Linked DNA regions of Homo sapiens: regions 1 and 3 are each linked to region 2. Evidence: chromatin loops called from intact Hi-C (ENCODE). Cell type or tissue: heart left ventricle. All regions are shown on one strand. Region 1 holds the start of SLC17A6 (solute carrier family 17 member 6). Region 2 holds the start of FANCF (FA complementation group F). Region 3 overlaps GAS2 (growth arrest specific 2).

What was found. Peaks named below come from ENCODE experiments on the same cell type or tissue, not always from the same donor. Only the 100,000 strongest peaks of a DNase experiment are listed, where the experiment ranks them.
Region 1: a loop joins it to region 2, with 4 times the contacts of the local background. A loop is called at or near these places in 6 of 110 quality-filtered maps.
Region 3: a loop joins it to region 2, with 2.3 times the contacts of the local background. A loop is called at or near these places in 16 of 110 quality-filtered maps.

Annotation. Positions count from the first base shown.
Region 1 is chr11:22,331,162-22,339,161 of GRCh38, forward strand. It overlaps SLC17A6 (solute carrier family 17 member 6), which reads left to right and starts at 7,220. Exons shown (of 12, transcript NM_020346.3): 1 at 7,220-7,458. The coding sequence starts at 7,373. SLC17A6-DT (SLC17A6 divergent transcript) reads right to left here and starts at 7,061. Exons shown (of 4, transcript NR_186351.1): 1 at 6,834-7,061. In heart left ventricle, a CTCF peak has its summit at 3,078 (motif pointing right); no DNase peak of the experiment used is centred here; H3K27me3 peaks cover 2,478 bases.
Region 2 is chr11:22,621,261-22,629,260 of GRCh38, forward strand. It overlaps FANCF (FA complementation group F), which reads right to left and starts at 4,563. Exons shown (of 1, transcript NM_022725.4): 1 at 1,273-4,563. The coding sequence starts at 4,550. The coding sequence ends at 3,426. It also overlaps a transcript of GAS2 not described here. RefSeq lists enhancers at 3,453-3,612, 3,623-3,672, 4,053-4,262, 4,127-5,026, 4,353-4,542. In heart left ventricle, a CTCF peak has its summit at 3,935; a DNase peak (open chromatin) is centred at 4,381; H3K4me3 peaks cover 2,543 bases; H3K27ac peaks cover 1,682 bases.
Region 3 is chr11:22,784,251-22,792,250 of GRCh38, forward strand. The region is part of intron 7 of GAS2 (growth arrest specific 2); the gene reads left to right. Among named protein-coding and RNA genes, the nearest start is that of LINC02718, 41 kb to the right of the region's middle. RefSeq lists a silencer at 3,353-3,647 and an enhancer at 7,845-8,000. In heart left ventricle, a CTCF peak has its summit at 3,515 (motif pointing left); no DNase peak of the experiment used is centred here.

The DNA of each region.
Region 1 (8,000 bases), 290 kb before region 2:
TTTACATTCTTAGTTAAAAATCTGAGTTCTCTGAGAGCAAGATCTGTGACTTACTTATCTCTGTTTCTCTGGTACTCAACAAAGACCGGGCACATAGTCATAACTTAGAAATGTTAAATAAAAATTTAATTTAACCCTAAAATTCAAGGCTTTCTTTTGTCTGGGCCTATTCTTTCTTTCTAATACTTTGGTTTAGAATTACTCTTACATGATTCTTTCCTCTTTCCAGTGTTTTAACTTTGTATTCTAAACTTTGATTCTGTTTATCCATCCTTCTTCCATTCATTTATCCATCTATCAAATATCTAAAGGATGATATATCAAGATGTTCGCATTTGCAAGCAGTAGATATCTTAACTCAAACTGGCTGAAATATTAACAGAAAAATGTCATTGGCTGAAAAATTTGAAAAGTCAGTCTAGTTAGCAGGACTTAGTGTCGTTTGATCAGACCTCTGACTCTGTTTCTCCATAAGGAACGAATTGAATGAATTAGCACTCAATATCAAAAGAGCTGCAATGAGTGAACAAACACTCTTCATGCTATGCAATAAGATCTGCCCAGTATGCTTCTCACCACAGTATAATGGTGTCTTTACCATTATTATAAGTCCACAAGCAGGCACAAAAGAATAAGTGGTGGCACGCTTTTTCAGTGATTTATCAGCAACCTTTTCTTCTTTGTACTAGGAAAAAAGGCCACATACAATGTTAATATCATGGGAAGCATGTTTACCCACTGATTTTCAAATGATTTAAGTCAATGTTGTAGGTCTGCCTTTTAACTCAAATAAATATTTTTCGTTTTTACCACTAGCGGGCAGCAGTTAGGAAATATTAATAGTGACTACTATTGTATATATTTTTTTACCTCTTCAAAATTATAATTAGCTTGTGCTTACAGCGGTGAAATATTCTGGATCTTTTATGTTCTGTTCTATTCCAAAACTATGTATTTAGATTTTTTGCTTTGGAAAATTTTACCCTAAATGTTATAGAAGTAGAAACCATCCCACCCTCTGCCTCTAGTAGAGTAAGTAACTTAGAAAATAGTGTGAAATTAAACAGAAACTTCCTAGATGCTAATAGCCAAGTGGGAAATTTCAATAATATTAGAAGCCTTCCTTCAAAGAAGATGGTATTTTACCATTTGTGACAACAAAATGTATGGCAGCCAAAGGAAGAGAATCAGTAATCTAGGATGGTAAAGGCAAAATAGGATCCCTATGGGACCTAGATAGACATTTCAATTAGGTATGTTTTGTCATGTCATTCAATTTATTTATTTATCTGTAAAACACCGTACGTCCTGGTGGTCTCTGCCTTGATCTCCTTCATACTGAAGTGTATATTTATTTTACTTCCTTTACAGATTTGCAGTTCTTTTCTATTCTTAGATTTTTCTCAAACTTTCTGTATACAATTAAAACTTTTACTTTAAGAATTTTTTTTAGAGTTGAAGACACTGATGCTTTCAAAGTCTTTCTGTAATTTATCATGTTGCTCTACGTGTATAGTGTGGAATTCAAAGTTAGAAATATTTTTCTGGCATTAGAGGAGCAGCATTTGTTCTCCATTCACTTTAAAATCTTAATTTTCCCAAGGCACAATGGCCTGTAGTGAATTAAGGCTATTTTCTCCCATTAATGCAGAAATAAAAGGGTAGAATAAGATGTATACACTTTTCTCATTGTAAATTATAAATACAGAGTAGATGCACAGAGAAAAGGAAACATTGCATATATGACTACATACATGTGTTTTTGGTAATTAAAATATATGTTTGAGGTAACAATATAGGCTTATTTAATACTTCCTGCTTCCAGTTTTTTAATCAGACAGTTCACAGAGAAGTCAAAAGACGTCTTACACCAGGCCACTAAATATAGCAGTGTAAAGTATTGGGCTATGTGCACAGATTGTCGTTTTTAAGACAAACTGAATTATTTCTTCTCTTTCCAGCTCTAAGGAAATTATATAATGATAATTTCTTAGAAATTGTCTCTGAGGCTAACACTGCAAAGTAAAATCAAATAAAGCTGAACTAAAAATTGTCTGCTTAAAAACCCTTGGTAAGAAAAAAGTCACAGATGAATTCTAGGGCTTATTTGTATAGCTTCGAACTGAAAGAAGTGTGTAATTATTAGGCTGAACATTTACTTAGGAATTCAAAGTCAAATAAAGCCATACTGTAAAAAAGCTTTTCAAAGCAGTTTTGTCTTTAGGAATGTCCACTCTCTACATATAATATAAAAAGCTATAAAACTGTATTGAGTCCATTTATTTACTATATCCCAGAAAAGGGCCTAGCCAACAGTAGATAAAAATACCTATTGAGTGAATATTTTTTGAAATAATAAACTGAAGATGTTGCATTCAAAATAGCCTCAGAAACAGTCACCTTAAGGTTCGTTTTTCTCTTTTTGAGGTGGGGTCTGGGTATATTTCCCAGATGCACTTCAAACTTCTGGGTTCCAGCAATCCTCCCACTTCTGCCTTCCTAGTAACTGGGACTACAGATGCACACCACCACCTTGAGGTATGTACTTGAGGTATTTCTTAAAAATCAGTTTGCCTTAAAAATACCACAGAAATAGTTTTTGAATGATCTTAAATAGAATGCCTTTAAAACATGTTTGTATTTTTGGTAATAGGGAGCAAAACATCAAATTTATGTTACTATTTCAAAATATTTATAAAATTATCACAATTTATTCTATTGTATATCATTTTTACCTATGTGATTACCACACCATTACTAAATCTTAATACAGTGAAGTTTCCTTTAGTACTAGTTTTTTGGTTAACTGGGGGATTCTCAATCAACTTATTTCTAAATACATTTAGTACTAAGACAACTGCAAATGTGTTGCCCACAAAAAAGACTTTATAGTTTCAGATGTAGATTTAATTTAACAAATATCCAAAAGAAGAAAGAAGAAAGAAAGAGAGAAAGAAAGAAAGAAAGAAAGAAAGAAAGAAAGAAAGAAAGAGAAAGAAAGAAGAAAGAGAGAGAAAACAGTAGGTGTAATTGCATAATTAAGGACCACAATTGTCTCTAAAATATTAACATATCCTTCCACCAGAGGGCAACATTTGCAAGACATTTAAATGATTACTCAAAAGTATTTCCTCCCACAGGGATATAAACAAATAGAAACCTATTACATTGCTGTTGGCTAATACCTTATGTACATCTTGAAAAATAGTATGGATACAATTATTTAAACAATTGCTTATAAAACTCAGTGTATACATATAGTGAAACAACAAATAAGGTAACTCTTCTTTAAATATGTAAAAAGAACTTTCAGAAAGCACATTTCTACATATTAGTATTTTTTCAGTTTATTATTAATCATTTAACTCAAATATAATAAAAAAAACTTAGGATGGGAGAAACAAAAGAAAATAAGTTTTACATCTTTTTACATCTAAAGACTTTTCATCTAAAGTCATGAAAAGGCATAAAATTTTACAAGCAGAAAGGATAATAGAAACCACACGATACAAGCCTTCATTTGTGCCAGTAAGCAAACTGGCTTATTAGTGTTCGATGATTGATACAAAATTGCAGAGATGATAATCAGTGGAACCAGGACCCAAACTCAGGTAAACTGATTTCACATTTCATACTCCGAGATGTTGATGTTCAAAATGTGATCCTTAGGCAAGCAGTTGTAGAAACGTGTTACAGTGGTTGAATCTTGGGCACCACTCTAGACCTATTGAATCAGAATCTGTATTTTAACAAGACCTTAAACTGTGAGAAACTCCTCTAACCTGAGCTGTTTTCTCATCACCAGTTACATGACTTCAGGTAATTACTAAATCTCACTTTCCTCCTCAATAACATGGGAATACAACTATTTTAGTTTAAGGAATAATTATAAGGAATAAATACGTTTATCATGTAAATAAAAGCTACTCATAAATTGTAATATTGCACACATATTATATTAGTTATATTCAGTGAAAACTTCTCCTTTTATTGTTAACAGTTCTTGACAAGAGGGACAATTCTTCCCCTAGAAGAAAAGTGGTCTAATAATGCAATTCAGGACTTGTTATAATTGGATGTAAGTTATTGGGGATAAAGGAGGGTGTCAAGAGAAAGGAAGCCTTTTCTGATATGCTTAAATTAATATCTTACATATAACTACTAGTGTTTCTTTGCATAAAGATAAATCTGATGAATTTAGGGCTGCAAAAGTACACGTTCAGCGTTTGCAATTTGTGTCCACTCATGAAGAAAATCTGTTGGGTTAGCAAATGGTGTCTGAATATATGTTTCTTACACTGGGAGCAGCTATGGGTTTAAAGCCAGCCTAAATGACATTCTTCAGTCGCAGGTGGTCTAGTAACGTTTCTTGTAATTTTCCACACATAACATTTTTCATTGTTTATGAAAATACCATTAAATACACCCCTTCTGGCTAGGGTGCTATCCAAATACCACCACTCCACCCTGCCAAACTCCACTGGGCTGCCATCATCTTTATAGAACTACATTTCTTTTAACTATTAAGACAGACAAGAAAACATTGTCTCTTGAAATATATTCTGGACATTTTCACTCCCGGGCTGGGTTATTTAACTTGTGTAATTTCACCCATAATTGTTTGAAATTGTATTTTTGTGTCTATCTCCCAAGTAGCTTGTGAGATATTTCAGGGAGAATTCCCAGATCTAGTATTATTCTTGACACTCAATGAATATTTTTAGAATGAGTAAATCAATATTACCAGTTATTCTGATTCAGTTGCTCACCCTATTATCAAGAGAGTGGAAGAGAGAGGAGGATGACATTCATTTCAATAAAGGTGAATATAACTGTTTAAAAACAATGCTTTTGTGTTGGATTTATATTGCTTAGTGTCCCCTCATATTTGTGTATTGGAGACTTAGCTATCATGTTTACTGATGGTTTAGATAGATCTCTAGTCATTTGTGGTGCAACTTAAGCTGGAGTGCTTAGGAAAATCATTTACATATCATCACCCCAGCTTCACAAATATTTGTTGTAAATTCTATTTTTTTGTATAACTTCCCAGAATTCCAAAATCATTAATATCTCTAAATAAATATAATTTAATGAACTTAGTTATTAAAGATTTGAAAAATACAGATATTTTGAAAACACCTAGATAAGTCAAGTCCTGAATAGCTTGAATCTTTTAATCTTTTTCTTTTCTTTTTTTTTTTGCAAGGAAATAGTTTAATGAGGGTTTTTTTTTTGTCTCCTTATACTTGATCTTGAGAAATAGATAGTATTCTGAGGCATCCCATGGTTTTAGAGAAAAATTAAATTCACTGTTTTATTGAAGATACATATTTTAACACAAATTTATCAAAAAAGATAAAAATGTCTTCATTATCCTTTTCTTTATTATATTTCACAATGGAAATAATTTGACAACTATCAAACTTAATAATGGCAGATGGTTTTAGCTACTTTGACATTTTTTTCCAGCTATCCATTCAGTGAATACATAGCCATTATATCATTTGAACTATTCAGGTAATATTCTTATTTGATTCTCAATTTAGATCCATATTTTTGAGATTTTGTCTCAGGATCCTAAGTAAAATTGACTCCCTCTGTTGGCTTATGTGACATCCAAGGTTTTGACCTTGAAAATGTGGTTCAAGGCCAGTCTGTTCTGTAAGCATTGGCCTGAATTGTACTTAAGAAGTTTGTGATTCATGTGAAAGAGATTAATAATTTACATTAATCTAGCAGTTTTCTTGCTTGCTTAATGAGATAAATTCATTGATGCTGTACCTGTATATATAAAGCCAAAACTCTTACATGAATGTCTTTCAAAATTTATGCTTTAGGAGAAGGACATACAAAGAAAAATAAAATAAGATTTGAATGGAATATATGTAAATTAAAATAAATCTTTTTAAAAATAAATCTTTAAATTATCAATTACAATTTGTTGGCAAGCACAAGGTATAGCCACATATTTCATCAGTATATTGGTATTTCAGTAGTGTATTGTAAATTAGTTAAATAAAGATGCTTAAAATTCCAAGGAATTTATATTAAATTAACTGTATTTTATTTAATCAACTTCACTGAGTTTATAGCTATTCTTTTTTCTTCTCTCCATACCTCCCACCTCTTTTTCTTTATCTCTCCTTTCCTCTATTCTTCATTCTCTCCCTTTCTTTCTTTCATCTTTTTCCTGTCAGGAGTTAAAACAAACACATGAACAATGTAATTATGTATTTTGTGTGCACATATTTTATATTCAAGGGAGCCTAGGTGTCTTGGAACACCACAAGCATAAGTTAAATATGTTGAAATCTTTCTTCCCTGCAATACTGGCATCAGCGTGCTGGACAAAACGTAGCAAACTAGAAGTAACTTGTGAATTTTTAATAAAGTTGTCTTCCCTAGCAGAGCTAAATGCACCATTCTCCCTGCAAACTCTGGAGATGATGACATCTTCCCAATGGTTTCCATAGCATCCGTTCCTGAAGAGCCCCCGTATGGTCCTTGGTCAGGGCGATCCGCCCAGCTCCCCTAGAAAGTTGGCAACCTAGCTAGCCAAAAGAAGAGTCCCCTATTCCTGAAACTTACTCTGTCCGTGGTGCTGAAACATTGTACCGAGACCCGCCCAGACGGGCGCTGTCAGCCGCTGAAAAAAAAAATCTTCCCCGAGGCTGCCCAAATCAGAACTGTGTATCTTTTATTTACTCACGTCCTCAAAGAGCAGCAAGCCTTCTCCATCTTAATTTGACTCTACCGCAGAGCAGACTTACGCTGGCGTGATGGGAGGAGATCATGGGCAGAGAGGAAAAACTAATAGCAGCATTGCTCACCTGAGACCTGAGATGCTCCCATGAGTTTTGAATATGCTCTGCTCCTTACAGCAAAGACACCATTTTTAAAAGTACCATTCTTTTGACTTTGCTGTTCCCAAGGCTTCTGTGATATTCCGGCCCCTCCGTTTAAAAGCCATCAGATTTGAGAGCAATAAGTCTTCAAAACCGGGAATTTACATTGTTTTTCAGCTGACCGACTTCCAGGAAAAGGACTCAACCGCATCTACCCAAATACCGTGGCACTGCTTGCGCTCTTTGCCACCGGATCCTCCCCTTCCAATGAGACTTTCTGATTGTGTCTACCAACTCTCCTATTAGGAAACCCGTGGGTTGCATGCAGCTATTCTGTTGTATTCTCATTCTCACTCTCCCTCCCTTCTCTCACTCTCACTCTTGCTGGAGGCGAGCCACTACCATTCTGCTGAGAAGGAAAAGCCCGCAACTACTTTAAGAGATTAAGACAATATGCGCAATCCTCGCCTTTCCTAGCAATCACTATTTAAATCTGGCAAGAACTGACAACAGTCTTTGCAAGAATGGAATCCGTAAAACAAAGGATTTTGGCCCCAGGAAAAGAGGGGCTAAAGAATTTTGCTGGAAAATCACTCGGCCAGATCTACAGGTAAGACAAAGCGAACACTTGCTTACCTGGGGCTCAGCATGAAAAAATCTGCAGGGCCGTTTCCGTAAACCCTGGTGGCTCAGAAAGATTGTAATATGATCGGAAAGTCTTTTTGTTGCCCATTGCTTGGAGCGGGGGTGCTCTGGAAACCTGCTTATTAATGCAGGAATGTTGCACTAAATGAACCTGTCTGGTGTGTGTGTGTGTGTGTGTGTGTGTGTGTGTGTGTGTGTTTGATTTTTGCTTTGGTGCCTGCAGAGTTTTTGTCCTTTACTACACAGGATTTATCTTCTTTACAGTTAAGAAATGGCCAGCCCCTGCTCAAACAGCGTTTCTTTTGGTGCTTATAGATACCCCGAATTAAATTCCTTTGATGCAGACAAATGAATATAAAACACAACCATCTAAAAAAATAACCAAGAAATTCCAAAGAGTAATGGTTTATATATATATATATGTTATATATATATGTTATATATATATGTTATATATATATGTTATATATATATGTTATATATATATGTTATATATAGTTATATATA
Region 2 (8,000 bases):
TAGCATTATCGCCACATGTAACTGTAGGAGAAATTGGGAAATTTACTCTCTATCTGGGTGGCCATTTTCAGCTAAAACCTGGTGGTAGGCTAAAATGAAGATGGGGAATATTGATCTTGGGATATAACAGCAATTTCCAAAGCAAAATAGAATGATATGGAGATAGAAACTGGGACAGAGCGGTTACATGATATGAGTAGTGTGAGAAGATCTAAGATCTAATATAGGCCCGATCAAAGTGACAGGAATGATTTTTAAAAAGTGGAAGAAAGGAAATATTGGGGAAAAATGGCTGGAAATTTTTCAGAATGAAGAAAAACACATATCCACACATAAATGAAACACAACATAAAACAAGCAAGAAAAACAGAAATTTACAATTAGATATTCTGAAGTGACTATAGATACTGAAATCGGGACCACCTTAAAATAAACAGAAAGAAGAAATCACTCTACAAAATAACCACAAGTAGACGAATAGCTTTCTTATCAACAATGAAAACCAGAAAAGAGTTAATATCTTTAACATGTTAACCTGAAATCAGGAACACAGCAAAACTACCTTCCAACAACAACAAGGAACGATCTTAGTAAATAAAAACTGAGTTTACCACCAAGAGACCTTCTCCAAGGGAATTTGAGGTACAATCATGGGAAACAAAATTGTTAAACCAAAACACTGGATAATAACTTGAGAGTTTATAGATAAGAGATCAGGGTTAAAGTTTCCTAAGGTCCATAGTATCATTAAGAAGGAGGGTTAAGATACTAATATTAGATATTTTTAAGTTAAATATGGTAAGTTTTGAGAGTAAAAGCATGGGTATAGAATTAACATCCTAACTGGTAGAGGGGAAAATATCATGAAATAAGAAGACAAACAAATATTTAGTCAATTAAAGAACTGAGAAGTGAAACATAGAGAAATCAAAGGAAGTGGAAAGCACAAAATAGGATAGCAGGAAAAAGTCCAATCATACAGTGTTAATATATGACAATGATAATAGAAAAAAATAGACTTTAAAGCAGAAAAGCAGTCACTACAAACAAAAGGTTCAATTCATTAAGATGATATAACGATTCTATATTTGTTTGCATGTCATAAAATTGCTCAAAATACATAAGATGATAATTGATAAAATTTCCTGAAACAATGTTACAATGGGAGATTTCAATAGTGCTCCCTCATTTGATAGGACATAGGGAAAAAACACAAAATAAATATCTCTAGATTTTATAAAGAAGTTATCAAATATTCTATTTTTATAGTCTTCCTCTCACTTTTTTCTCTCTCAGTGTATGCGTAGATTCCTAATCTTTTCAAGTCCTTAAGAGAAAGTATATAAAGCTCTAATGCTGGTTTCATTTATTCAAACACTACAAGTATCTACCATATGCTGGACACTGTGCTAGGCTTCTGGAAATAAAATAAATGACAGATACGGCTTCCACTTTCATGTTGCTTTTGTTTATACCCTTGGGCATTTTACTTAATCTTTTAGCGTATATTCATAAGAATACAGTTTTGGTGTGAAGATTAAATAAGATTATGTATGTAATGAACATATGGAGACTAAAATAACAGAATAATAAATGGTAAGTATAAAATAGATTTTAAAATGTTATTTCTTAAGTCTATTGTCAATCTTTACAATTTTATTGTAAATCATAGTGTGAGATACAGCTGCAAATATAGGGAAGTAAGTTCACAAACTGTTATTTTCTAAAGCTAAAGCTAACATTAGGCCTTGCTATGGTAGAACTCTTCACTGGGTTGTTTCTTAAAAAAAATTCACGCAACTGACAGGAGGAATTGTCTTTATTCTTGCATTAATGATAAATGTAATCTACAAGATGGCCTTCATGGATTAGAAAAAGGAATCAGACCACAAGGAAAAAGAAATTGCTGGTTTTCACTCAAGATTTATCTAGAAAAGTGTACTGACTACTGGAATAATAGTTTACCCCTGGGTTGTACCACAGAATGAGAAATTCTACAAGATTATACAACTCTTTTTCTACAAGATTACACTACTCATATTGTTTTTATTCCATTCCGGAATTAGAAATTAACTTTCTAAATATCATTTTTTTCTCCAAAAAAATCCTCTTACCAGCTAACCTGGATATGGACAAAAATATCTTGATTGCTGTAAAGGTCTATCTCCCTAGTAAAAATGAATAAATTGCCCTTGAATTTATTCAAGGCAATCACTATCAGCTGTGGAACACCCAGGTAAACTAACACAACTAGGTTCCTACACACAAAACAAATATTCTAAACTGTTTCCACAGGGCAGCCACCAAGGGAAAAATAAGGAAATTTAACTATTTTATTCTAAACACTTCATTTACATATAAGGCAACTGTGGCCCCAAGGTTGTGATTTATTAACCTAGTTAACGGCAGAAGCTGCACTAAAACCTGGATCTTCTACTTAAAATGTTGTTTTGGCCAGGCGCGGTGGCTCACGCCTGTAATCCCAGCACTTTGGGAGGCCAAGGCGGACGGATCACAAGGTCAGGTGTTTGAGACCAGCCTGGCCAGCATGGTGAAACCCCGTCTCTACTAAAAATACAAAAAATTAGCCGGGCATGGTGGCCTGCGCCTGTAATCCCAGCTACTTGGGAGGCTGAGTCAGAATTGCTTGATCCTGGGAGGCAGAGGTTGCACTGAGCAGTGATCACACCACTGCACTCCAGTCTGGGTGACAGAGCGAGACTCCATCTCAAAAAAAAAAAAGTTTGATTCTTTTATCATCAAGCATTAATTTAATATCCAAAGGCATATATTCGTATTTACTGTGCTTTAAACATTTGTCTGTGCGTCAATGCTTTAAAGGGACATACTATGTGGTGATTCATTTTCAAAGTAAGAATTTGCAGAAAATGAGAAACAAACTTTCTGAACAATACAATTTTAATGCATACTAAGGCTGGTTAACTGGTTAGAATACTAGGTTAACAAGGCCAAACTCCAGATAGGCCAACAGCTTTTCAAACCAATATTCCTGACACTGCCAGGAATAAAGAAAACTCTTCACTACTGAGGGAGGGACAGAAAACCTAGAAAAATAAACCATACTAAAAGAAAAAGGGTATTTTGTTTGTCACTTTAAAGCTGCTTTTTCTTTAAACGGTACACATATTTTCAACATTCTTACAAATGGGCCTTCTATTAAAAAGCAAACTATTGCTAATTCCATGGCTTTAAGTGGAGTACTTCCAATCACTTCCTCTATCCAGAAAATCCGTGACACTACATGCCAGCTACTTTGCATATTTATAACTGTTTAATAAACTATTCAAAATTAGCATCTAAAATAATTATACTTTGGACACACGAAGGCATATATTTGGTGAGAACATTGTAATTTTCATTTTGTAAACTATATATTCTATATTCAAGTAATAACACAGCATTGCCTATACAGAACTGAGGCCTGCGCTGAGACCCAAAACTTGTCTTTTCCTAAATGCACCACTACGAAGAGCTAATAAGAGGTCTGTCCAGATGCTAAGACCAGGTACTTCAAAATCTCCATCCTGCGCTTTACAGGTCTCCAGGGCAGTTAGAACTTTATCTTTCAGAGGTGGAGGGGCCTGACAGAGGCTTTGAAACCTATTGTGCAACTCCTCCCAGGGCACATCTTGGGACTCAGTTCCAACCCAAATGCCTTTCTGAAGGTCATAGTGCAAACGTTGACCCCAGTCTGTTAGCAGACCCAGATAGACAGGAGACAGCGCTGGGTGGCGGCTAGTCACTAAAGTCAAAAGCCCGGCTGGGAGGGCGCGACAAAAGGCAGCAAAGACTTCCGAATTCCCCAGAAGCCAGTGGACTAGCACTTGGCTCCCCTCTCCAGGTGATTTGTGGATGCCGGGTTCCAACTCTTCTTGGGGCCGACGAGACAAAGGCGGCTGCAACAGCGCCACCGCTATCACCTTCAGGAAGTTGTTCTGAGGCAAGCGCTCCCACAGGCTGCTGAGAAACCTGGCGGGACGCTCCGCTTCGGCCTTCCCCACCTCCTGCAGACGCTCCAGCAGCAGCTCCGCCTGGGTCTTCATCAGAGAGTCCTCCTGGAGATTTGGGTTCTCTCTATAGCCATTGAAGCGCAGCATGTGCACCGCAGACCGCCGGCGGGCAAGGCGGGCCAGGCTCTCTTGGAGTGTCTCCTCATCGGCGTCCCGGACGCCCGGGCCGGGAAAGAGTTGCTGCACCAGGTGGTAACGAGCTGCATCCCCGAGGGCCCGGTTCTCCAGCAGGCGCAGAGAGAGCAGGACGTCACAGTGACCGAGGGCCTGGAAGTTCGCTAATCCCGGAACTGGACCCCGCCCAAAGCCGCCCTCTTGCCTCCACTGGTTGTGCAGCCGCCGCTCCAGAGCCGTGCGAATGGGGCCATGCCGACCAAAGCGCCGATGGATGTGGCGCAGGTAGCGCGCCCACTGCAAGGCCCGGCGCACGGTGGCGGGGTCCCAGGTGCTGACGTAGGTAGTGCTTGAGACCGCCAGAAGCTCGGAAAAGCGATCCAGGTGCTGCAGAAGGGATTCCATGAGGTGCGCGAAGGCCCTACTTCCGCTTTCACCTTGGAGACGGCGACTCTCTGCGTACTGATTGGAACATCCGCGAAATGATACGCCTCTCTGCAATGCTATTGGTCGAAATGCATGTCAATCTCCCAGCGTCTTTATCCGTGTTCCTTGACTCTGGGCAACTTAAAAGCCCTAATACTTTTACTTTCGCCACACAAAGAGGTTCTTCTTAGTGGAGGGAGAGCAGATGTAGGGCATCCTACCGAGAATTTCCGGAACCACGTGCGAGATGATGCCAGTCATGAACGTCTCCGCGCTTCCTTTCGCTTTGGAAATATCCTTAAGTAGAAATTTTCTGAGCTTTGCCTAAAACTAGAATCTGTGTTGAGGTTTTTCAAAATTAAGTAACGCCAGAGACATACTGTGACGTGAGGAAACGCTCTTAAATGAAATTTTAAGATCTATTTGAGAAACATGTACTAAAAATGTACTGACCTCCTATTAATGCCAGGCGCTATGCTGAATTCTGGGCCTTCACATTGTCCTTCCATTATTAGAACTGAAGCCCAGATTATTTGAAACAAAAAATAAACTTCAATAATTTATTAAAATTTGCAAAGGAACAAAATTTTACTTCACAATTGTACATTTCGTTTTCGTAATTTTTAGGACAAAATAGCTTAATTGACTCTTCTGTCATACAAATAATCAGCTGAAGGAAATGGCATTTAAGAGCATCGAACAATAATAAATGTTTGATTAAATAAAAACCGTGACAAGAGAGTAGGGAGGAGAAGGTCCTATGTCGCTCACTGATGCACTTAACAAACATTTGTCAACTCCTAGGAGTTGCATTCTGTACAAAATGCACAACAATTCTTACTTAAGTTCATAATATAGTAATTCATTTGAGCTGAATTTCCTTCCAGTCCTAAAGACACAGCCAAAACTATTCGAAAAGTGGGGGAAGGTGTTTTGTTTTGTACTTTAACAAAAAGGGGAAGAGAAACAAATTTAAAAGAGGGGAAGAGTCATTTTTCATTTATTAAAATAAGCATTCCTACACCTTTTAGAAAGTAAAGCAGTGATGTGCATGCTGTTAATTCAGATTTATGCATTTATTTATTTATTTTGAAACGGAGTCTCATTCTGTCGCCCAGGCGCGGCCAATTTTTGTATTTTTAGTAGAGATGGGATTTCACCTTATTGGTCAGGCTGGTCTCGAACTTCTGACCTCAAGTGATCCTCCCGCCTCGGCCTCCCAAAGTGCTGGGATTAGAGGCGTGTGCCACCGCGCCCGGCTATTATTTGATTTTTATTAGTTATCTCAAACTCTTACTTGGTCCTGAAATCGTTATTTTATTTTATCCTAAGGATACTATGAATCTTAAAATTCTTTTTCTTGGCTACTACAAACTTAGAACCAAGTGTGCAGCCTGCCTTTAGCAAATGTACAGGCATCACTAATTCATTTATTTATTCTTATATTTAACACCTATTATGATACATAGTATGAGGTGCTACAGATTTAGTAGTAAAATAAATGCAGTCCTAGCATGAGTGGAGAAGTTCATCTTGTACCATTTAAGAGAGACATTAAATGAATAACCTCAAATGTGATAGTAGGATGAAATTGAGTGGGGTCACCAAGTCTTAGGGGATAGGAAGGTCTCTTTAATTACTGACTTTTCAGGCCGGAGGCAGTGGCTTATGCCTGTAATCCCAGCACTTTGTGGGGCTGAGGCCAGGCGGGTGGATTACCTGGGGTCAGGAGTTCCAGACCAGCCTGGCCAATATGGCAAAACTCTGTCTCTACTAAACAAACAAACAAAAAAATTAGCTGGGCATGGCGGTGCACACCTGTGATCCTAGCTAATCGGGAGGTTAAGGCAGGAGAATAGCTTGAACCCGGGAGGTGAAGGTTACAGTGAGCTGAGATCGGGCCACTGCACTCCTGCCTGGGTGACACAGCAAGACTCCATCTCAAAAAAAAAAAAAAAGGAAAATGGAAAAAAAAAGGAAAAGAAACCAACTTTTCAGTTGAAAGTTCAAAGCTGAGTGTTCAGAGGAGCCTTCAAGGCTACAGGAATCCTTAATTTTTTTTGCAGGTATCTGAGTTGAAAGAACCAGGCCTATTTAAGGAGGTGGAAAAAATCCAAAAAAGCTTTGATTCAGAATGGGGATGACAGTGTATGGCAAGAATTATGCAGATTAACTTTAGCTTCATACCTTTCTACTTATCTGTTTAAATCTTGATTTTAAATTCTTCCTTGAGCATAGTAACGTATAAACTCCTACATATTTCAGATTAGTCTATTTTCATTAAATAAAATGTCTATGAAGTTTCCCCCTCTAAAGAAAGAAAAGCCTAGCATTTCAACCTATATTCTTGAGGCAGGGTGGGGAGGGATACAAAAACTTAATTATAATGCAAAGCAGATTTTATATATTTTGAAAATTTTAAGAATTTTGCTATGAGAGACTAGATAGAAACTGACAGGAGAGTTCTGGGAAGACTACAGAGGACTGATACTTGATTTAGGCCTCAAAGTGTTTGAACAATCATGGGACAGAAGAAAATCCAAGTGAGAGAAATAATATAAGGTAAAATATATGAGAACACAAATGTGTGTACTGTGTGCCATGAATACCAGGAACAATCTCCCTCCTCTTGGTTTTGATCCCCAAATTCCTGGGATACAGTAAATTGGGAAAGAAAAAGGCCAAATTTCAGCAGATTTTATTTTTATTTATTTATTTTGATTTTTTTCTGTTCTTTGGTGAAGTTTTCAAATATTGTAGCTCATAAAACTTTCTTGTCGTCTTTTCATTGCTTTAACAGAATTTTTTTTTTATTTCAATAGCTTTAAGGGTACAAGTGGATTTTGGTTACTTGGATGAATTTCAGTGTGGTGAAGCCTGAGATTTTAGTTCACCCTCTAACTGAGTAGTGTACGTTGTACCCAACATGTAGATTTTTATCCCTCACCCCATCCCACCTCCCCTGCTTCCAAGTTTCCAGTGTCCATTATACCACTCTGTCTGCCTTTGCATACCCATAGCTTAGCTCCCACTTCCAAGTGAGAACATGCAGTGTTAGGTTTTCCATTCCTGAGTTACTTCACTTAGAATAATGGCCTCCAGTTCCACCCAAGTGGCTGCAAAATATATTATTTCATTCTTTTTATGGCTGAGTAGTATTCCATGGTATGTGTGTGTGTGTGTGTATGTATGTATGCATGTGTGTATATATATATATAACTTTTTTATCCACTTTTCAATTGATGGGCCCTTATGTTGGTTCCGTATCTTTGCAATTGTGAATTATGCTGTGATAAACATATACATGCAAGTGTCTTTCTGATATAATGACTTCTTTTCTTTGGGGTAGATACTCAGTAGTGGGATTGCTGGATCAAATGTAGCTCTACATTTAGTTCTTTGAGACGTCTCCATACTGTTTTCCATAGA
Region 3 (8,000 bases), 160 kb after region 2:
GATTCTGTGTTTGTATTTTCTGTTATAAACTATCTTGGGAAAGTAATGATATCATTTAAGGGTTCTGTGTCTTCAACTATGAGAAGGAAAGCTTTGGATTGATGATAGTAAGTTACTAGTAAAGTTAACTAAAGTTCAAGGTACTTTCTAGGTCAGATAGTTCATATTCCTTACCATATACCAACCTCCCCAGGTCTGCTACACATAGTATTGGTTGGCAAGGCATGAATCTTCTGTGACTCTAAATTTCATTATCTGTAGAATGGATATAGAAATAACTGCCTTCCAGGTGATTATACGTTAAGAGCCTGGCATATAATAGTCATTGCTCACAATGTAAATGGTAGCTGCTCACTCAGCCTTTCCCCACAAGCAAGGTTTCATAGGTTTTTTACCATCCTATGCACATTTATTGTATATGCTCCAAGATGACTATGTCGTTCCTCCAATATGAGCCTCAGAATCAAACCCAGTCCTACAAATATGTTCTCATAAGTAGCCTAAATCCTCTGTGTATCTTCCCTCTTCTATTCCTATGTAGAGGCATTCACTTTCATTTCTGAGACATTTCTCCTGTCTCTCTTTCTACCTGGTTTCCCCAACTCATTGTTGCTTTTAACTATAAGATCTGAGGTCATGGTTTAGATTCATTTGAAGACCACTTTGCGTCTTCTGGCATGGCTACAGAAGGTTCCAGTAAACCTGACACAGGCAATCCTGTGGTTAAATTGCAAGGACACCTTCAGTCTTAGAGGACAAAAAGAGGAAAAGGGATAGCAAAAATTCCAGTGTTCCTCCATCACACTAGACATATTCCAAATGTAGAGATTCTGAATGCCAAGAACAGCTTGCTTGGTCTGTGTGAGTCGTGGATGTTTTGTCATCTAAGCCCGATGTACTCTCCCACACTTTGCATCATTACTGAGGGATAAAAAACAAAAACAAAAATCCCCCCATAGCACTCAGAAAGTGCATCTTTATAGTCCGCATGGAAAAAGAAGGTCAGTGGCACAAAGCATTTGATGCCCTACCACCTCCTCTTTTTTCCATTCATCCTGGGTGAAGGAAGAGTGTGTCTTTTCTCCCACTCCTACCTAGCCTGTCTGATTCACTCTGTTGCATTGTCCTCATTGGAAACTGCTTTCCTGGACTCTTGACACATTCTTACTGTATCAGAGCTGTGCTTAACCAGGAAGTGCCAGATGGTACTGAATCACTGGCTGCTTAATATTCAAGAACAATATTACATACAGAACAGAATAATGTATGTGTTGATTAAAGGACTTTGCTGATGTCTTGGGAATCAGGAAATGCCCTTGTCACCTCCACAGCTGTGCCTTGACAATTTATGCAGATTACAAGTTTTGTGGGGGACTCTTTGCTAAGCATGTTTCTACCTTTTTTTTAAACTATATCTTCAGCACTTGGTTTTTTGCTCTAAGCTGCTTGCCATTCAAAGTCCTAGATATATGCTACTTTCGTTGAAAAGATTGTTTTCTAGTGTCCTCTTCCTTGTCGCTCTCTTCAGGATTATAAGTCTATAAGGGAGTATAGGACAAAAACTGTAAACATAGATAGCTGTACTTTTTTCGGGGAACTGGCATTATAATTCTGGAAGATGTCAACATATTGGCACATTCAGAAATTACCTTCATGATGCTATGGACTGTGAGTAATATGTAGTTATCTGAAACAGTTTCTGAACATGAAAGGATATAATAAATTCAAGGCATACTTCTTGGATAAATCCTTCTAAAGGACTTAGTTTTCTAAGGGGAGTTTTGGTTAAAATCCAAAGCAAACCAAGCAGAGAACTACCCTTTTATTGTTCTATCTGTCCACAAACAGATTCTGCTTCTGCGGTATCCACCTCAGAATAGCTTAAAATGTTCTTAATTATGTCCCTTAGTTCTGTTAAAACAATCACAAAGCTTACCAGGCTTTTATTTTTGAAAATAGATTTACATTTACATGAGTTGGATAAAAAAAAATTGTGAAAATGAACTTCATCCGAGCTGTCACCATCAATCTTTATTATTTTTGAAAACAATTGGCCAGATAGAAATACTGGTAAAAATTACTGAGAATGTCTTGAAGTGGGTTTTTGAAGATTAACCAATAAGATCAGCTGCATATCTCATTACCTAACAAGTCCTCCTATGTCCATTAATCTACTTATGTATGGATAGATAAGCGTTTATCCACTTATTCATGCAGAAAGAACTTATCACTGTCCACTATGCAAGGACTGGTTTTCAGTAATAGTAATATAGGATAGTATTAGTAATAAGTCATATCTCAAGACGTGTCTTGAACAATTTGCTGAATTTCTAGAAGATAATCGGCAATGTAGTACAGAAATGATTGTAATTGTATCTACCGTTTACTTCTATGAATGTTGGCCTTGTGTGGAAATAGACAAAAATAGATACCTGTCTCTGACAATGAAGTTACAAAATTGACCACAAAAGTAGATGCAAATGGGTAGGACATTGTCAGTGTTGGTGAGTGCAAACTTGTATCTCCTTCAGTGCTAAATATCACACTGTTAGGTATTTTCAGTTTTATTTTTGAGGACTTTTCAGAAAGAAGTGAGAAAGGCTTCTACTACTTCTTAAAATCTCATTCTCATAGTCACTACCCTATAGATTCTGAACAATGCATATTAGAATCACATGGATAACTTCTAGAAAACTACCTCCATAAGAAATTCTGATTTCATTTGTCTGAAGTGAGGCCTGATAATCCACATCTTAACATGCATCCCAATAATCACTTTCATTTCCCCACATGAATTCTTTTTCTTCACCACCATGAAAATACACAATTGTTCTTAAAACTGATATAATACATTTTTGAGCATTTGTCTATATTTGGTGAGAGAGAATAGATACTAATGAAACAAGATTCCTGCTCTCAAAAAGCTCCCAGACTTGGAGTTTTCTGAAATGTATGACGTAAATCCAGGCTCTGTAGCTATTTATGCTGTGTGACCCTGGACAGGTTGCTCAATCTCTCTGATCCTTGGCAATTAAACTGCAAAGGGAGAAAGCAAATATTTTTCTTCATAAGGTTACTAGAAGCATTAAATGAGATAAAGTGCTCAGTAGAAAGTAATGTTGTTCCTATTATTCAGTATTTATTATCAATTTAATGTGCATAACATACAATTATATGCGATATATGCAGTGCATGTACATATACATAGTTATGTATACATAATTGTTGTGTGTATGTGTGTATACATACACACATACACATTAAATATTTGTTACTTTCACACAGAGAAACATATGTGCTGGAGTGACAAGTAGATTTATTCCGAAAAAAAAAGAAAAAAGAAAAAGAAAAAAGATCAGCTAAATAGTTTTTAGCCCAGTAAAATACATTGGAGTCACTGGTGAGAAGCGTTGGGGGAAAAACACGTTTGCTTCTTTAGTTCTGATAGAATTTAAACAATGCAGCACTGCATTTTTATTCGGGGACAAACCCACGCATTTAATGTGCTGCTGCCACCTAGTGCTTAGATTCAATAACTACTATTTTGCTAGGAGTTTCTTTCAATGTCAGGTATTCAGGGTTGGAAAACAGCTTGGTATCTTGTTAGTTCTTTTGAAAGAGATCTTAAATATGGTTGAGATATGTTTGTGTTAGTTTATTGGTTCGCATTTCTTTTTAAAGTATGTAATTTTGAATAGCTGCTGGCTTAAGTGGAATGGTTTATTGGCTTCTTGCTTGTCATGTAGCTCATCTTTTTGAAAGGTGTCGGAGTGCCTCTGCAACATGAAATGGTGTGCGTTTCCTTAAGTTTGTATTTAAGCAAGATATGCTGCTCTGCAAGTAAAAGGAATGTAGCACTACGTCTGCTCTATTTGCACTGTTATTATGTTATAGTAAAATGTTATATTGTGAGTCTTGCATGTTAATTAAGCTCATGGTAGTAAAAGTGACACCAAAAGGAGAGGCCAAGAGACATGAGAAACAAGAAATTATCACTGAGATTTAGAATATGAAGAAAATATGTTTTTCTTCCTTTGACAGGAAAAGTTTCAGTATGATTTGACTTCTTCATATGAACAATCATATGATATAGAATAGGATTTTTCAAACTCAGGCTCTTGATATTTTGAATGAGATGATTCCTTGTTTGGGGCCTGGGGCTATCCTGTGTATTGTAGGAGATTTCACTGGGTTGCTGGCCTTTACCCATTAGATGCCAGTGTAAGCACTTGTATCCCTGCCCCTACTTGTGAGAACCAAAAAGGTCTGCAGAAATTGTCAAATGTCTCATGGGTTGAGAACCACTGATAGAAAAAGCACACTATAGTAATTACAGATCAAAAGTGATTTTTATATTTTTAATTAATCTAGGGTTTGTACTAATTGGGGACAGAGCTTATGTGATGCTTCATGAATTGCCAGCAAATTCAAGCTATTTAATTACTTATTCCCTCATTTATATATTTGAGAGAGACAACATCGTATAATAGTCAGTAGTATAAGTTTGAATCTCAATTCTGCCACTTACTAAATTTTGTGATTAAATAATTTACTATCTCTATTAATACTAAAATCTAAAATTCCATTTTCTTCAACCATAAACTGGAGATAATTATTGTATTTCCTTCACAAAATAAGTATAAAAATTAAATGAGATATTGCATTTAAAGTCCATATCACAGTGTCTACCAATTAGGTAATTACTCAGTAATTATTAATTATCATTTAATAGATATTTTAAATCCCTCTATGTGCCAGGAATTGTGGCAATCACTAGGGAAATACTGATGATTTACCTATAATTTCCCAAAGTAGATCAATGTAGTGGGAAAAGAATTCAAATATAATTATATATATAATTATCTTGATCATTACTGTAATAGAGAAGAAGTACAAGATCCTATGCCATGTCATTGTTATCAGGATTGACACTAATTTGATGGAGATACTTTTGGGAATCAATTGCTAGTCAGTAGTTAATTGGCTGAAGTAGAAAAAGTTCAATTTCCTGGGGCAGTATGCCTAGATTTCATATATATATATATATATATATACACACACACACACACACACACACACACAAACACACACACACACATAGGCATACATACACATATACACATATATATGTACATATATATGTGTGTGTGTGTATGTGTGTGTATCTCATATGAGATATATATATATATATATATATATATATATTCTTTTTTTTTTTTTTTTTTTTTTGAGGCAGAGTCTTGCTCTGTCGCCCAGGCTGAAGTGCAGTGGCGTGATCTCGGCTCACTGCAAGCTCCACCTACCGGGTTCACGCCATTCTCCTGCCTCAGCCTCCCGAGTAGCTGGGACTACAGGCGCCCGCCACCATACCCGGCTAGTTTTTTTGTATTTTTTTTAGTAGAGACGGGGTTTCACCGCGTTAACCAGAATGGTCGCGATCTCCTGACCTCATGATCCGCCCGCCTTGGCCTCCCAAAGTCCCGGGATTAGAGGCGTGAGCCACCGCGCCCGGCCATGATATGTATTTTTAATGTAGTCTTTGAAACTAGCAGAAAAGAAATATATATCTCTCTATATAGAGAGATATACGGATATATATTTTACTTCAGAATGCTGACCGAGTTATAAAACAAGTAAATGGTTCCTTATAACACATTAGCTATGAGAAAGTATGTTTATTTTTCTAACATGGTATGATACATAAACATGGCTCTCCGGGTCTGTTCTGGAAGTCATTAGAAAGAGACAACATATTTGGTAAGCACATTTTCCTTCTGTCTCCCTTTTCTCCTCTGTTAAATGGGTTATGTGTACCCCTACCTACTCTACCTACCTAACACATGTTACAGCCAATGGCATGATCTCCATCTGTGAATCAGCAGTGCATCCCGGAAAAAAGAGAGCAAAAATCTGGTGGGAAATTGGATGAGAGTGAGGTAATTGGAACACTGAGAGAAGGATTCTAACATCCACACCACCCCTGGTGCAGTCAACCCTCTTTAGCCTGGACCACTGCAATAGCGTTCAGACGGGCCTCTCCTATCCCTCTCGCATTTGTGTATAACAAACCTGCACGTTGTGCACATGTACCCTAAAACTTAAAGTATAATAAAAAAAATAGTGAACTACTCAGTGCTGTGTACAGAGCCATGCTGCTTTACATTTCTGTCCCTCTGCACCTGATTTCCCTCAGATGGAAAGCATTTTTATACTTTTTCATCCAACAATGTCCTACTTTTCTTTGATGCTCATATCATTTCCTCCAATGAGGACACTTTCACAAAACCTATTGCCCTCAAAGACTCGGCTGAAAGTATCCTCAATGTTTTCTTCTTCTCTATTTTTTTTTTTTTTTTTTTGACAGAGTCTCGCTCAGTCACCAGGTTATTTTTGGTAGAGACAGGGTTTCACCATGTTGGCCAGGCTGGTCTCGAAGTCCTGCCCTCAAGTGATCCGCCCATCTTGGCCTCCCAAAGTGCTGGGATTACAGGCGTGAGCCACCACACCCAGCTTTCAGTATGTTTTCTTAGCATCCTTTATTAGAATAAGCTTAACAAAGATATATTATTAAATATAGATAGATAATATAGATTATTAAAATTGCATTGTAATAAGAAATTTGAAATGTAGCATATGCAGAGAAGACCTGTTTTTTGCTTCAGAGTGTCAAAGATAATTGGGAAATAAAACAGCTATATAAATGGACATCAGAGGAGAAATAAAAATAACACTGAGAGCATAGATAACAAAACCACAAAGGTGAAGAAATTCTAGCAAAAATAGCTGCTATCAGAGATCAAATACTCAAAATGAAAAAGAATAGATTAGGCAAGATTAAATCCCCTTCCTGAAGACCTGTTTGGGTAATGGATAGACAGAGAAGAAAAAAATGGTAAATTTGAGATTTGAGAATGAATTTATGGTGAAGATACTGAGTGACTGGATAATGGAATTTCTTGTGAAACTGAGTTAAAGATCTAGAAAAGGTGTAGAGGGGATGGGGGTGTCTCTAAATGGAGAAATAGACAAAAATAAAATATAAAGGGAGAGGCAAGCCTTTTAGGTGCTGACATCAGACATCAGAGATTACCACCAGGTCCATGGTGTAGATGGATAGCACATCTCAGTTTGCAGGTCTCAGTGCTGAGGTCTTCAAGATCTGACAGACATGCTTTTCGCAACTACTTTTAGAAGTTAATGGGCCAAAGATGGAATATCCATTTCCATTAAAGTGTATGTGTTAATCATAATATACAGGAAAAGAAAGAGGAAAGATCTTAAAATCTGGAGGCCACTAATGTGACTTTAACATTAATTAATTTTCTTTTTCTGATCTCACTATAATAAACTGGCTAGATACTAGGGAGAATGAATCACAAAGTGGCAGAAAAGAGATATGGGTGAACTTAAAAGATATTGGAACCAAGAAAAGAGGGCTTTTAAGACAAATGAAGGAATGAACAGAATCAGAATGAGTTACACTATTGCCAGCTTTGCCTCCCTACACATATACTATAGATAAGGCGATGACTTCATGAAACCAAAGTGTTGGCAACTTAGGAATGGTTCTGTATATGAGGCCCTTCTACAAACAAGCACATCACTGGAGGCTGAGCTGAATTGAAAACAATTAGGAAATATAAGTTAGACTTATCAATGAGGAGTGAATATTGGTGTTCCTTTAACATCATTTTTTAGCTTAAAATACAAAAGGCACAGGAAGGTGTTTATCAGAAAACTCATAGTTTCTCACTGACATGAAGTGATATGGATATGCAGGTAAGATTCTGAAATACTAAAGATATTTGTGCAAGCAGGAACATATCATTGCACACAGTGGGTTACTGGAGAAAGAAAAGGAAGTGGCTGAGGGATCCACATAGCTGAAGATTTGTGCCATAGTTTGTCATAAGAAAACACATATCATTTGAGAGAGGTGGACTAAACAAATAGAAAGTAGTTCTAGTATGCCAGCTGGGCCCTAATTAGATAAACAACAT